Regions from separate parts of the Homo sapiens genome. Here region 1 is linked to region 2. A link is a contact called in ENCODE Hi-C or POLR2A ChIA-PET data. All regions are on one chromosome and are shown on one strand. Each heading gives the region's core, a stretch centred on a gene start or an enhancer-like site at or near the end of the contact. The rest is flanking DNA. Distances are from core to core; before and after follow the strand shown. Region 1 holds the start of RAB44 (RAB44, member RAS oncogene family). Region 2 holds the start of SLC26A8 (solute carrier family 26 member 8).

Evidence for each region. A loop is a pair of places that touch in the nucleus more often than their neighbours do. ChIA-PET counts read pairs that join two places held with the same protein, here RNA polymerase II (POLR2A). Pooled maps may share reads with other maps.
Region 1: a loop to region 2 is called in a map with no recorded cell type, with 2.3 times the contacts of the local background. The contact joins the promoter of RAB44 here to the promoter of SLC26A8 in region 2. A Hi-C loop is called at or near these places in 3 of 168 maps with a recorded cell type or tissue (CD8-positive, alpha-beta T cell, naive thymus-derived CD4-positive, alpha-beta T cell and sciatic nerve), 3 of 37 single-sample maps with no recorded cell type and 16 of 50 pooled maps. POLR2A ChIA-PET finds 5 or more read pairs at or near these places in 2 of 52 experiments (IMR-90 and MCF 10A).

Annotation. Positions count from the first base shown.
Region 1 is chr6:36,694,272-36,700,855 of GRCh38, reverse strand. It overlaps RAB44 (RAB44, member RAS oncogene family), which reads right to left and starts at 3,030. Exons shown (of 14, transcript NM_001257357.2): 1 at 2,941-3,030.
Region 2 is chr6:36,019,367-36,026,030 of GRCh38, reverse strand. SLC26A8 (solute carrier family 26 member 8) reads left to right here and starts at 1,390. Exons shown (of 20, transcript NM_052961.4): 1 at 1,390-1,527; 2 at 6,322-6,511. The coding sequence starts at 6,324. RefSeq lists enhancers at 944-1,443, 1,444-1,945.

The DNA.
Region 1 (6,584 bases), core at 1,781-4,280, 670 kb before region 2:
TATGACCCTTCTTCAGTGGCTAATGGGGTTTGGCCTGGCAGTTCCAGCCTTGCAGGTTACACTCAAAGAAAGACTCCCTGTAGCATAGAAGGGGATTAATAAACAAAACAACAACAACAAAATAAGCTGGGCGTGGTGGCCTGTAATCCCAGTACTTTGGGAGGCTGAGGCGAGAGGATCACTTGAGCCCAGGAGTTCAGGACCAGCCTGGGCAACATAGCGAGACCCTGTCTCTACAAAATAAAATAAAACTAGCTGGGCATGGTGGGGTGCCTGTAGTCCTAGCTACTTGGGAGGCTGAGATGGGAGGATCACTTGAGCCCAGGAGGTCAAAACTGCAGTGAGCTATGATTCACCACTGCACTCCAGCCTGGGCGACAGAGTGAGATTCTGTCTCAAAAAAATAAAAAAGTAAAATTAAAAGAAAGACTCACTGAGCCTCAGAACTATGAGGGTCAGTCCCACTCTCGTGACCTGGAGATGCAGAAAAGGAGGCTCACAAGAGAAAGTGACTTCCAGTCCCATTGCTGTGAAGTCAGACAGACCTCTGCTTCTCCCAGCTCTGCTGCCCATGGGCTGTGCAACCTTAGGGAAGTCAATCAGCATCTCTGTGCCTGAGTTTCCTCACTGGAAACTTAGGACTAATATCTCTCCCACGGGGATGCTGCGAGGATTAAGCAAGATAATTAAAGTTGAAACATCAGTTCCCATTCCCCAGCATGGCCCACCTCCCTTTCCAGCTTCACTTTCTCTTAGCACTTGTCACCTTCCCAGAATAGAGAGCCTTTTGCTCGTTTTTGTTGTAAATTTTCCTTCTCCTCATGCTGAAATAGAGGCCTCACGTGAGTAGGGAGATGACCATTCTGTTCACTGTTCTATCCCAAGAGCCTAGAACAGCGCTTGGCACACAGTTGGTACTCTGCAAATATTTGCTGAATATATGATCCACATAAAGCCACTTAGGAGTGCGCTTGGTATCAGTGACTACCAGGTAAAGGTAGCAATGACAACAGTGGTGATGATATTGATAAAGGTGAATTCTATTTGAGGCACATAAAAGCCAGGTTCCATGCAGATACAATTGATCCCATTTGACAGATGAGGAAACTGAGGGAGGTTCCAAGAGGCAGAGTGACCTGCCCCAGCCATGATGTCAGTGGTAGAACTACACCAGACTCTGCTCTTCTGGTTGGTCATGGGATGGACTTCCCCAAGGCTACAGAGGTGGCTCTTCCCTGGGCAGAAGGCCCCTCTGGGGATGACAAACACCCAGTGGAGTAGCCCTGAGTGGGACAAGGGCTTTGGAACGGGGTGGGCGTTGACAGGCTTGGCTCCTGTGGTGACGCCCAATGTCTCATGTACTTCCGGCAATGGAGCTAACACGGCCAAGGGAGCAAGATAAGATTCCCTGTGCAGAAGCCTCCAGAAGCAAAGTCCACTGTGATGTGAGTGTCACATCGCAGCCTGCCGGGCTCCCACAGGTGTAGGATGTTAGAATCCTGGAAGAAATTCCCTGCAGCCACATCCTAGGACATGTGGCATTCCTGACTTTCCTTTCTGGGAGTTCCTAGCCAAGCTACACCTCCACAGCCCATTTCCAGCAGTCCCCTGGCATTTTTTAAGAAAATAGCACCTTCCAGACACCTCGCCTGCCCCACCTCAGCATCTGCCCTCTCTGCCAGTCAATCCTTCTCTCCCAGGAGGGGTACTCAGCCACCCGCTCCTTGCCTGACAGGTGGCCTGGGGCAGGAAGGCAGCAGGTGCCCTCCAGCCATCGCCACCTCAAAATCAGTCACTTGTCACCATCAGGTGGGATGGTGCACTCACCCCTCGTGCCTTCACATTCAGATCCCTGACAGCACCCCCACGGCCTGACAGCACAACCTAAAAACAGTCTGTGTCCCTTCTAGGCCAGGCCTGGTCCCTCAGAGACAGCAAGGACATCCTTCAGTCAATCCACAAATGTACACGTGCAAACGTGCACGCACACACACCCTCCTTGGCCATCATCCTCACCCTCCAATCCCTCACCATCAGCCTCTCAGTCAGACACAGCACCCCTCACGGCCATTCCATCATTCCATTCTGCATGTGCAAATGCCGTCGCCCAGCACACACATCCCTCCGAGTCAGCTGGCAGGGCCACCCTGCCAGCGCCCTTCTCCTCCACCACTTTCCCCTTAGTGCATCCTCATGCCTCACGTCCTTAAGAGTGGGGGACCCCTTCATGGCTAGGACACACATATAGCCCCTCAGCATGACCACCTCTCCCCACATCCCTCACCTAAGAAATCGCATAAAACTTGAAGCCAAACATGAGAGCAAATGAATCCCACTCCCAAGCACCTGCGGGAATCCACTACCACCGTGGTATTCTGTTAGGCAGCAGGCACCACAGGCTGCCCACCAGGAAGTGGAAGCCAGAGAAGAAGAGTGGGGTGGGGCAGCAGGCAGCAGCAGATTACAACCTGGCATGGGCCCTGCCTGGGGCCTCCGGGTATCCATCACTGTCTCACCAAAGGGCGCTCAGAACTGGGTCTGCTCTCCACTTGGCTGGCTTCAATAGCTGTAAATAATAGCCACAGTCGCTAAACCCCAGTGGTCCAAGTCAGTGGGCCTGAGAGACCACCTAGTGTCTTGTTCCAGTCTACTTATCCTCACTCCTCCTCTCCTAACTAACAGAGAAACTGAGGCTCTGAGAAACCAGGTGACTTGCCCTAGGTCACACAGCCATTTACGGGTAGTGATGTACCCCAGCCTCTTGCCCAAGTGCTTTCCCATCCCCTCCCTTAGACCATGCAGAGAGCTCCAAATGCAGGAGAAAAGAGGGCTCTGCCTTTTGCACCCTTGACATAGAAGTTAAACAGGGACCCCAGCTCCCTCCCCCATCCTCATCCTTCCAAAGAAAAAGAAGCATTGCAACCTTGGGATGGCTCCTACCTCTCAAAGGCTCCCAGTGGAACACACAGCCCTGGGCTCTGGGACCTGGTGGTAGGGTGACTGCTGCCCTGCGGAGCCCACGAGCTCTAGAACTGTTAACAGTCTTGTCTTGCTTAATCTCCCTTTCCGTTCCCCAGCGAGCCAATCTCCTGTGCTCATCTACAGGACTTCCTGTGGAAGCGACCACTGGCGGCCCTTTCACAATTTTGCCTGGCACCCCCAGGCATCCCTGCCCTGATTGGTGTCTTGAAGTGGAGAATGCTGGAGCTGGCAGGGAGGCCCTCCTAAGCAGAGGCTCCAAAGAGTGAGATGGACTGCTCAAGATCACCCAGCCCTTAGTGGCACAGCCAGGACTGGGCCTCAGTCTCTGGTTGCCAAGGCAATGCCTTATCCCAGACAGCAGCAGGTTGATGGGCACAGCCGTGGCTGAAGCTAAGTGTATGGGATGCCCCGGGAGAACTGCCCATCCTGCCTCACTTCAGGCCCTCACTCTCAGACAGTGTCTTTGAGCCTCAGGGGAGGCTTTATATCTAAACCACCTTTTAGGGAACAATCTAGTCTGATACCAAAATACACTGTAGAGCTACAACCATCAGAACAGTGTGGAATTGGAGCATGACTATAGACAGATGAATCAGTGGAACAGAATAATGAAATAGACTCAAATATTTGTGGGACAGGAATAGACTCAAATATTTGTGGGGATTTAGTGTATCATAAAGGCACCACTTCAAATCATTGGAGAAGAGATGGTTTATTCAATAAACTATGTTGGGAGAATGGGCTAGGTATCTGCAAAAAACAAAGAGCTCTAACTCTAAAAGCATTCCAGATGGATAAAAGACATAAGCATTTTAAAAATCAAAATCACATAATTATATGTTGTTTGGGATTTACTTCAAAATTATTGAAGAGTGTGGAGAATAGGTAGGACATAGATGAAACAAGACTGGCTCTGGACCTGTTCTGATCCCTGCTGGAGTTAATGAGGGTACTGCAGGCTCATTATGTTCTTCTGCTTTTCTGTATGTTTGAACAAATGCCATAAGAAATCATGGCATAGTTCATTTGCCATGGTTGCAGAAGAAGGAAGGAAAGAAAAGGAAGGAAGGAGGGAAGGAAGGGAGGGAGGGAGGGAGGGAGGAAGGAAGGAAGAAGGAAGAGAGAGAAAGAGAAAGAGAAAGAAGAGAGAGAAAGAAAGAGAGAGAAAGAGAAGAAAGAAAAAAGAAAGAAAGAAGAAAGAAACTAAGAAAGAAAGAAAGAAAGAGAAAGAAAGAAAGAAAGAAAGAAAGAAAGAAAGAAAGAAAGAAAGAAAGAAAGAAAGAAAGAAAAAAAGAGGAAGGAAGGAAGGAAAGATAGATCTGTCATGGGATAGGCTGGGTGTGGTGGCTCATGCCTGTAATCCCAGCACTCTGAGAGGCTGAGGCAGGAGGATCGCCTGAGCCCAGGAATTCAAGACCAGTCTGGACAACATAGTGAGACCCCGTCTCCATTAAAAAATAATAATAATAAAGAAGGAGAAGAAGAAGGAGGAGGAGGAGGAAGAAGAAGAAGAAGAAGAGAAAGAAGAAAAAAAGGAAGAAAGAGATCATGGGATAATTTTTAAATAATCTTGGATTAGGCAAGGCCTTTCCAGATATATCACAAAGCATTAGAAGCCACAAAAGAAAATATTGAGCCATTCAACCATACGGAAACTTTTTAAAAATAAATAAAACTGAATGGCAAAAAAAGGTCACCACTGATAAGTCAAAAGGCAAACTCTGAAAAAATACTTACGTATCATAGAAAATAAGTTAATTTCCTCCCTCTGTAAAGAACTCCTGCAGATCAATGAAAGACCAATAATGCATTAGAGAAATTGGCACCATATGTGAATAAACAATTCATGGAAAAATAAATATCAATGGATTTAAACATATGAAAAATATTTATAAAAGTAAACATTTCTGTTTATAAAAATATAATAAGAGAAATAAAAGATAAAACTACGTACCATCACAAAGAAGATGAGGGTAAAAATAAAAAATAAAACTACACCGAGACATCATTTTCAGCTATTCAATTAGTAAGATCCAAAAAGTGATATATTATGTCATAAAGGATGTAGGAAACACATTCACACATTATTGGCAGGAATATAAACTGGTACAACTTTTATGAAAAGAAGTGTATAATATCTGTCAACATTTAAAATGCAAAAATCTTTCTACCCAGCAATTTCACTTTCAGTCATTGATTCCACAGATGATATACAATATGACAGTATGGAAGGATACTCATTACAGTATTGTCTGTGGTAGCAAAGGATTGGAAATGATCTAAATTTCCATCAGTAGGGAGCTGGTTAAATGAGCTCTGATACATCCGAACATTGGCATACTCTGCACCGTGAAGAAAATGAGAAAGATCCAGGTGGAGTGATATGGAATGACCTTCAAGATATTGTGTCATATGAAAAAAGTAAGGTGCAGAACAGTGAGGATAGTGTGCTTTTTATGAAGAAAAAAGTGTATGTGTGTGTATGAAATATATGCAATAGATAAGGGCCGTGATATAGTTAAGTTTTATGTCCTCACCCAAATCTCATCTTGAATTATACTCCCTATGTGTCAAAGGAAGGAAGTGATTGGATTATGGGGGCAGTTTCCCCCATGCTGTTCTCGTAACAGTGAGTGAATTCTCAAGAGAGCTGATGGTTTTATAAATGGCAGTTTTTCCTGTGCTTATATACTTTCCTCCCCTGCTGCCATGTGAAGAAGGTCCTTGCTTCCCCTCACCTTCCGCCATGATTGTAAGTCTCCTGAGGCCTCCCCAGCCATATGGAACTGTGAGTCAATTAAATCTCTTTCCTTTGTAAATTACCCAGTTTCCGGTATTTCTCTATAGCAGTGTGAAAATGGACTAATACAGGCCAGGTGAGGTGGCTCACACCTGTAATCCTAGCACTTTTGGAGGCTGAGACAGGCAGATTGCTTGAGCCCAGGAGTTAAAGACCAGCCTGGGCAACAAGGTGAAACCTTGTCTCTATAAAAAATAAACAAAATTAGCCAGGCGTGGTGGCGCATGTCTGTAGTACCAGCTACTCGGGAAGCTAAGGTGGGAGGATCGCCTGAGCCCTGGAGGTCAAGGCTGCAGTGAGCCGTGATTGTACCACTGCACTCCAGCCTGGGCGGCAGAATGAGGCCCTGTCTCAAAAAAAGAAAAAAATAGATAAGCACACACATTCATATATGATTGTAAATGCATAGAACATTTCTGACAGGATATACAAGAAACTAGTCAGATTTGGGCTGGATAGAAGTGTTGGGATGGAGGAGGGGGCAGATTTATGTTTCACTGTTTACTTTTAATGTATTTTATGTTGTGTACTATCTGTATACATTACCTATTCAAAAAGAAACTTAACAATAGTATGTACATATACAAAGAGAGACTGATGAAGGAAACATGGTAAAATGTTAACATTTAGGAACAATGGTAAAGGGTATATGGGGATTATTTTACTATATTTGCAACTTCTCTGGATGTATAAGATTATTTCAAAACAAAAAGTTTTAAAAATTATTAAATTTAATTTCTAAATAAATGAATATTCTCACAACCAACTATCTGAGGAAATTGATACTCAGAGAGTTTCTGAG
Region 2 (6,664 bases), core at 141-2,640:
TTCTCAACATTTCCCGTGATTATTCTATTTTGTGTCATACACACCTTGGAGGGCTCAGACTTTGCATATCTTGTCCCAACATCTAGCACAATGTCTAGAACATAAAACATGTGTCATAAATATTTGTTGAAAAAATTATGAACAGTGACCATGATTTCAAGTGGTACAGTATCCTCAGTCCTCTTCAAGGAAAGCAATATAAAACCAAAAAACAGATAGTCATGGGTGATTCATGGAAAGCTGTTTTGGATCCAATGTAGCTTAGGCTGGAATTCTCTTATCTACAAAAACATGTTGCTTGAGAATGTTCCAAACTAGGGAGGATAGGAAGCTTTCTAAGAAGTAATGGAGGGTGAAGGGGAAGTAAGAGCAAAAACATGATTGTGAAGACATGAGGGATGGGGTTGGGGGGATCAAGGGAATGAGGGAATGGTTACAAAGGGTGAGGAGGAAGCTTGGAAGTAGGAATCCTCAGAAATGCACATTTTTATCCTACAAATTGGGATGATGAGGTGAGGGTGAATGAAAGGGTAAAGATAAAGTAAGCAGTATATTCATACACTCATTCAACCAATGTGTATTAAATGCCTACTAGGTGTCAAACACTTGCAGTTTAAAAGTGATTAAAAACTACAGTTGCTGCCGGTGTGGAGCTTACAATCAATGGGAGGGCAATCATTCAACAAAAATTAATTGAATACTTCCTATGTCCACCACACTGCTGTAGGCACTGATAATAAAACAGTTAATGAAAGGGATAAAAGTCCTTGCCCTCATAGGGGTAAGATGATTTACAAAAAGGAATACATAAAGTGCATTATAAGGTAGACATTAACACAGTCATCAAACAAACAAGTGTAAAACTGTAACTGGGCCAAGCAGGAATACAAGGTGGAGTGAGAGACAGTGCTAGGGACAGGGATAGGGTGGGAGGAGGGTAAAGGGAGTGAGTGCAGATGGCATGTCTGCATCCAGAGCAGATCTGGGCAGGAGGGTGTCATTCAGTGGGGAGAGCCGGGTTTGTGGGGCAGACAGCCTATGGTTGGAGACCTGGGTGACCCTCCTAGCCTCCATTTCTTTTTACCTCTTCTGACCTGAGGAAGGCTTAAGTCTTCCGGAGACGTTAGTGAATTACCGTCTGTGCAGTACACATGTGACACATGTGCACTGCTGTATGTTCAGGACACGAGGCCTGGCACCAAATAGGCCCTCGATCAAGAATAGCAAAACCTCGGAGAGAGAAGGAGCCTTGGTATACAGGTTTACCAAATACCAAGGGGATCCCACGACTCAGGTATGAGGAGGGCGACCCAGGTACCACTTTCCTGGCTCCCTAGCCCAGCTGCTCATGCTCCTCTTCCTCGTCCCCTCCCCCACTCTCATCTCCTCAGCCCGCCCGGAACGCCCGCGGGCTAGGCCACAACGGCTCGGGAACCGCCGCCGGTATCCGCGTCCGCAGCGCCGCCAGCCAGGCGAGAGCCGTGTGGGATCCCAGCGCCCGCACTCCCGCCCCCGCCAAGGAGCCAGGTGAGCCGCTGCTGGGAGACGCCTGGGCGCCGGGGGCTGCAGGTCCCAGGGCGGGGGCTGCGTCCGTCACCGGCAGGTACCCAGGTATGCCGCAGAGCCAGGCACGCCGTGGGCACTCAGTCAGTATCTGTGGAATGAATGAATGATGGTCGTCCCTGGGAGCTTATCTCTGAGGTATTGTCTCTACTTTCAAAGGCCGTGTGGATGGCAATGACAAGAGACAACAGTGTGTGCGTTTTGCAAGCTGCATCCTTTCAAATTCTCCTGTCTATATTGTCAAAAGCCCCAGAACTGACGTGCTACCTGCACCCCACCGCCTACCCCATCCATTTCCTCCTGAGGCCTGACTGCCCGGCCGTTCCTCTTCCTTTCAGACCCCACTGCTTTTGTTAATTTTGTTCCCTGTGACTGAATCCCCACCCCCACCTCCTTGCCCCTTTCTTTTCATGTCAAATGCCGTTGATGTGTCAGGGGCCCCGTGAAGCCTTCTCCAGCACCCCCACCCCAATAATGAGCATCTCTCCAACACACCATGTTACTCTATCCACATTGCATGGAAGGTGGTTGTCCTATGTTTATGTGTCCAATGGTCATCCGCTTAAGGACTGTCATCTTACTAGTCATCCCTAGCCACTAGCCAGAGTGACTAAAGGATCTAAAGGCCAGGCTCTTTGCTTATACCTTTTCTGTATTCCCAATACATTCTCCATAAAAACCTAGGTAGTAACAGGTGTAGGGTTGTTTCTGATGGAATTACAAATGCTTATTTTGAAAATTCGGAAGTAAATTTTGCCTTTCCGTGATTATAGAAAACATAAGAAAGTTAACAATATCAGGGGGAAGATATTCCTGCAACTAAACTAGCTTTCAAGATTTCATATTATTTGGGTCAATAGCTAAAAAATTGGATTGTATTTAAACTTTTTATTCTTGACTTTTTTTTTTTTTTTTTTTTTTGAGACAGAGTCTTGCTCTGTCGCCCAGGCTGGAATGCAGTGGTTTGATCTCGGTTCACTGCAACCTCTGCCTCCTAGGTTCAAGCGATTCTCCTGCCTCACCCTCCTGAGTAGCCAGGACTACAGGCACGCCATCATGCTCGGCTAATTTTTGTATTTTTATTAGAGACGGGGTTTCACCATGTTGGCCAGGCTGGTCTTGAACTCCTGACCTCAGCTGATCCAACCGCCTTGGCCTTCCAAAGTGCTGGGATTACAGGCATGAGCCACTGAGCCATGTCTGGCCTATTCTTTACTTTTAAAGCACTCTGAACACAGATAATGTAAATAATTAGATAAATGGATGGATGGATGGATGGATGGATGGATGGATGGATGGATGGATAAGGGTACTATGGAGGGTGAAAGAGCTAGGCCAAAAGTGCTTGTATTTTAACAGGGCCCCCAAATTTAGCACTGAAAGGCTCATGAAAGATAATCCACTATATTTATAGTGGTAGTCATACTTTAATTTTTATCAGAATCACCTGGACAGCTTCTTTGCTTTTTTTCTACCTAGCAAGACCTACTGAATCAGAATCTCTGGGGGCCCAGCAGTCTGGACAGCTTCTTAAAACAGACTGATGGCCCCCAGAGTTTCTGATTCAGTAGGTCTTGCTAAGTGGGGCCTACTCAACAGTAGGAGTTTCTGGTCATTGCATCTTCTTGGGAAGTGTCCTGCTAGTACATGAAAATGAGCCACTAGGATTTCTATGAAATCAAGAAAGACATAATGGAGCTGGAGAAATTCCAAAGAAAATTACTTAAAAAAAATAATAAGGAAACCATGCGTTTACCCTTGCTGCTGTTAGCCAGACATTTGATGGAGTTCCTTAAAGACAACTTTCCACCTGCTCCTCCTAGCCATCCTCACTGTGGTCGTAGGAGTTTATGACTTGATAACATCTCCTAGACTAATATTAATGGTCTCCAATTGGCTGTTTTGCCTCAGTCTCTCCTATCTCCACTGTCCAACAACTTTTTGTGATGATGGAAATTTTTTATATCTGCATATCTGCACTGTCCAGTAAGGTAACCACTAGCCATATGTGGCTGTTGAGCACTTGAAATCTAGCTAGTATAATTGAGGATCTGAATTTTTTATTTTAAGTTTAAATAGCCACATGTAGCCAGTGGCTACCATACTGGACAACTCAGCTCTAGAACATAACACTGGCACATTTCATCTTCCCAAAATGCATCTCTGTGCGTATTACTACTTCTGCTGAAAGACTTTAAATAGGCCAGGCGCAGTGGCTCACGCCTGTAATCCCAGCAATTTGGGAGGCCGAGGCGGGAGGATCACCTGAGGTAGGGAATTCAAGACCAGCCTGGCCAACATGGCGAAACCCTGTCTCCACCAAAAATACAAAAATTAGCCAGATGTGGTGGCACATGCCTGTAATCCCAGCTACTCAGGAGGCAAGGCAGGAGAATCGCTTGAACCTGGGAGGTGGAGGTTGCAGTGAGCTAAGATCGCGCCACTGAACTCCAGCCTGGGTGACAGAGCTGTACTCCATCTCCAAAAAAATAAAAAATAGGCCGGGCGCGGTGGCTCACGCGTGTAATCCCAGCACTTTGGGAGGCCGAGGGAGGCAGATCACGAGGTCAGGAGATCAAGACCATCCTGGCTAACACCGTGAAACCCTGTGAGCTGAGATCACGCCACTGCACTCCAGCCTGGGCGACAGAGCGAGACTCTATATCAAAAAATAAAATAAAATAATATACATATATATTTATATGTATACGTAAACATATGTAAAGTAATTGACAACATTTAAAAGCCAGAAGATTCCACATAAAAATCTGGCATTATGGCTTCTCCTGGAAAAGATCAGATCTAAGCCATTCCGGGCCCCACATTGACCGATGGCAAAAATGGCTAGAGCTAAGCAGCTTCTGCTGCCTTTGCCAGCCCCACTGTTCCCACCACTCCTTGACGGTCATATTTTGCCTATTTTACACCAATCCTCCTTTAATGTCACTTTCAGAACAAAATGCTGGGTTCTAGACTCTCGATGTGACCCAGGATATCAGTTTTGTCATTAGCAGACTAATTAGGCTTGTTTAGGTTGCTGGGAACAAAGAGACTACTCATGGAAGTACATTGGACAATTATACGGGGAAAGTAAGGAAGATTGGGTCTGTATTCCTATGGGTGGGGAAAGAAAGGTGGGGGGGGATTCCTTACATTTCAATATACAGTTCTACCTTTTTTTCTTTTTGTAAGAGACATGAGGCACTAATTATCTTAAGTAATATATTGTAAAATACCTCTCCCATCCTCTTCTGTATTCCCCAGTCACCTCACTGGTTTAGAGAATTTGTGATCTTTAGTTCATGGTTGTTATACAGCATATTACTTCTACCCAATGCTTTGAGGGTAAAAATACAATATATAATTATGGCCCAATTACTTACATTTTCTAAAATCTTGGTTTTACACCTGTAAAATGAAAGAAATAGTAGTACTGGTATTGTTGTGGAAATTTAATGACATAACTCGTGAAGAAATCTAGTGCAATGCATGGCATAGGATAAATGCCCAATAAATGTTGGCAATGATGATGATGATGATTCTTCTGAAGGAAAACAAAGTTGCTGACACATTAAACTTATCTGCAGCATCACCCATCATCTATATAATTGTGTAATCTATATAATTTGAGGGTTTACCAATATATTTTATAGGTATGTGGTTTATACATATGCTTTTTTACATTTATGTGGAAGAATTTTAGAGTTTATGCTTTTTTTATTGTTCAAAAACATAGATTATTAAGACTGGTTATACTTTCTCCCAGAGATGGATCCCTATCCATCCTCATTTACTCTATCTTTTCAATCTTTTAAAAAAGCAGGATAATATAGATTTTTTTTTCTTTTAGAGACAGGGTCTCGCTCTGACACCCAGGCTGGAGTACAGTGGTGCGATCCCAGCTCACTGCAACCTCCACCTGCTGGGCTCAGGTGATCCTCCCACCTCAGCCTCCTGAGCAGCTAGGACTACATGCCATGCCATCATGCCCAGCTAATTTTGTTTCTATTTTTAGTAGAGACAGGGTTTCACCATGTTGCCTAGTCTAGTCTTGAACTTCTATAGCTTTTTCTGCTACACCATGAGGCCACTAACTGTATACTTGGCAGTCATTCAAGAAACACTTGTTAAGGGCCTGCTAAGTTGCTAAGTGAAAGCCATTCTTTTGGGTCCTGGGGCTGCAACTGTGAATAGTCACAGTCCTGCTTCCTGGTCTTACATTTTATGGGGGAAACAGACAATGGACAAACAGACAAATAATGAATCAGGTGCTGGCAAGTGCCGTGAAGAAAAGTAAAAGGTAAAGGGATAATGATGTCTGCTATTTTAGAGGAGTTACAAGACTTGTATTGAGCACTTAACCCTTCATCTGGACTTCTTCATATATGCTGGATAGTGAGCATTTTCAGTGAAAATTGTTGATTAATACTGTCCACCTCTTGATCATTTTCCTACAACATAACACAACTGAATATAAAGAAAACTAGGCCTCCCAGCAGGACACCTGGGTTCTAGTCCTGGCTCTAATAAGTATCAAACAGCAAAGACTGTTTAAACTTCTGGGTTTTGTTGTCTCCATTTGAAAAATGAAAAGAATACACATAAAATTATACAACTTTGAGAAAGAGTTTTTTACAACTGAAAGATGCTATGCAAGTGTAAAACATTATTATATAGGAATTTTATTTCCTTAAAAATATGCCGAGGATCTGGATTACTGAAAATGCTCTTTTATTTGCTCTCTTTCCACTCATCCAGGAATGGCACAACTAGAGAGGAGCGCCATCTCTGGCTTCAGCTCTAAGTCCAGGCGAAACTCATTCGCATATGATGTTAAGCGTGAAGTATACAATGAGGAGACCTTTCAACAGGAACACAAAAGGAAGGCCTCCTCTTCTGGGAACATGAACATCAACATCACCACCTTCAGACACCACGTCCAGTGCCGGTGCGTGTGTCCAATCTTTCACCTGCTGCCGAGCCGGGCAGGACTGAAACCTAACCTGACTCCTTTGGGGTCCGTTTCTCTTTCTTGTCTGAGTTCCTGTAATCAGAATCATGCAGTTTATTGTGCAATTTTTCTTCAGTCATTTTTGTGGTT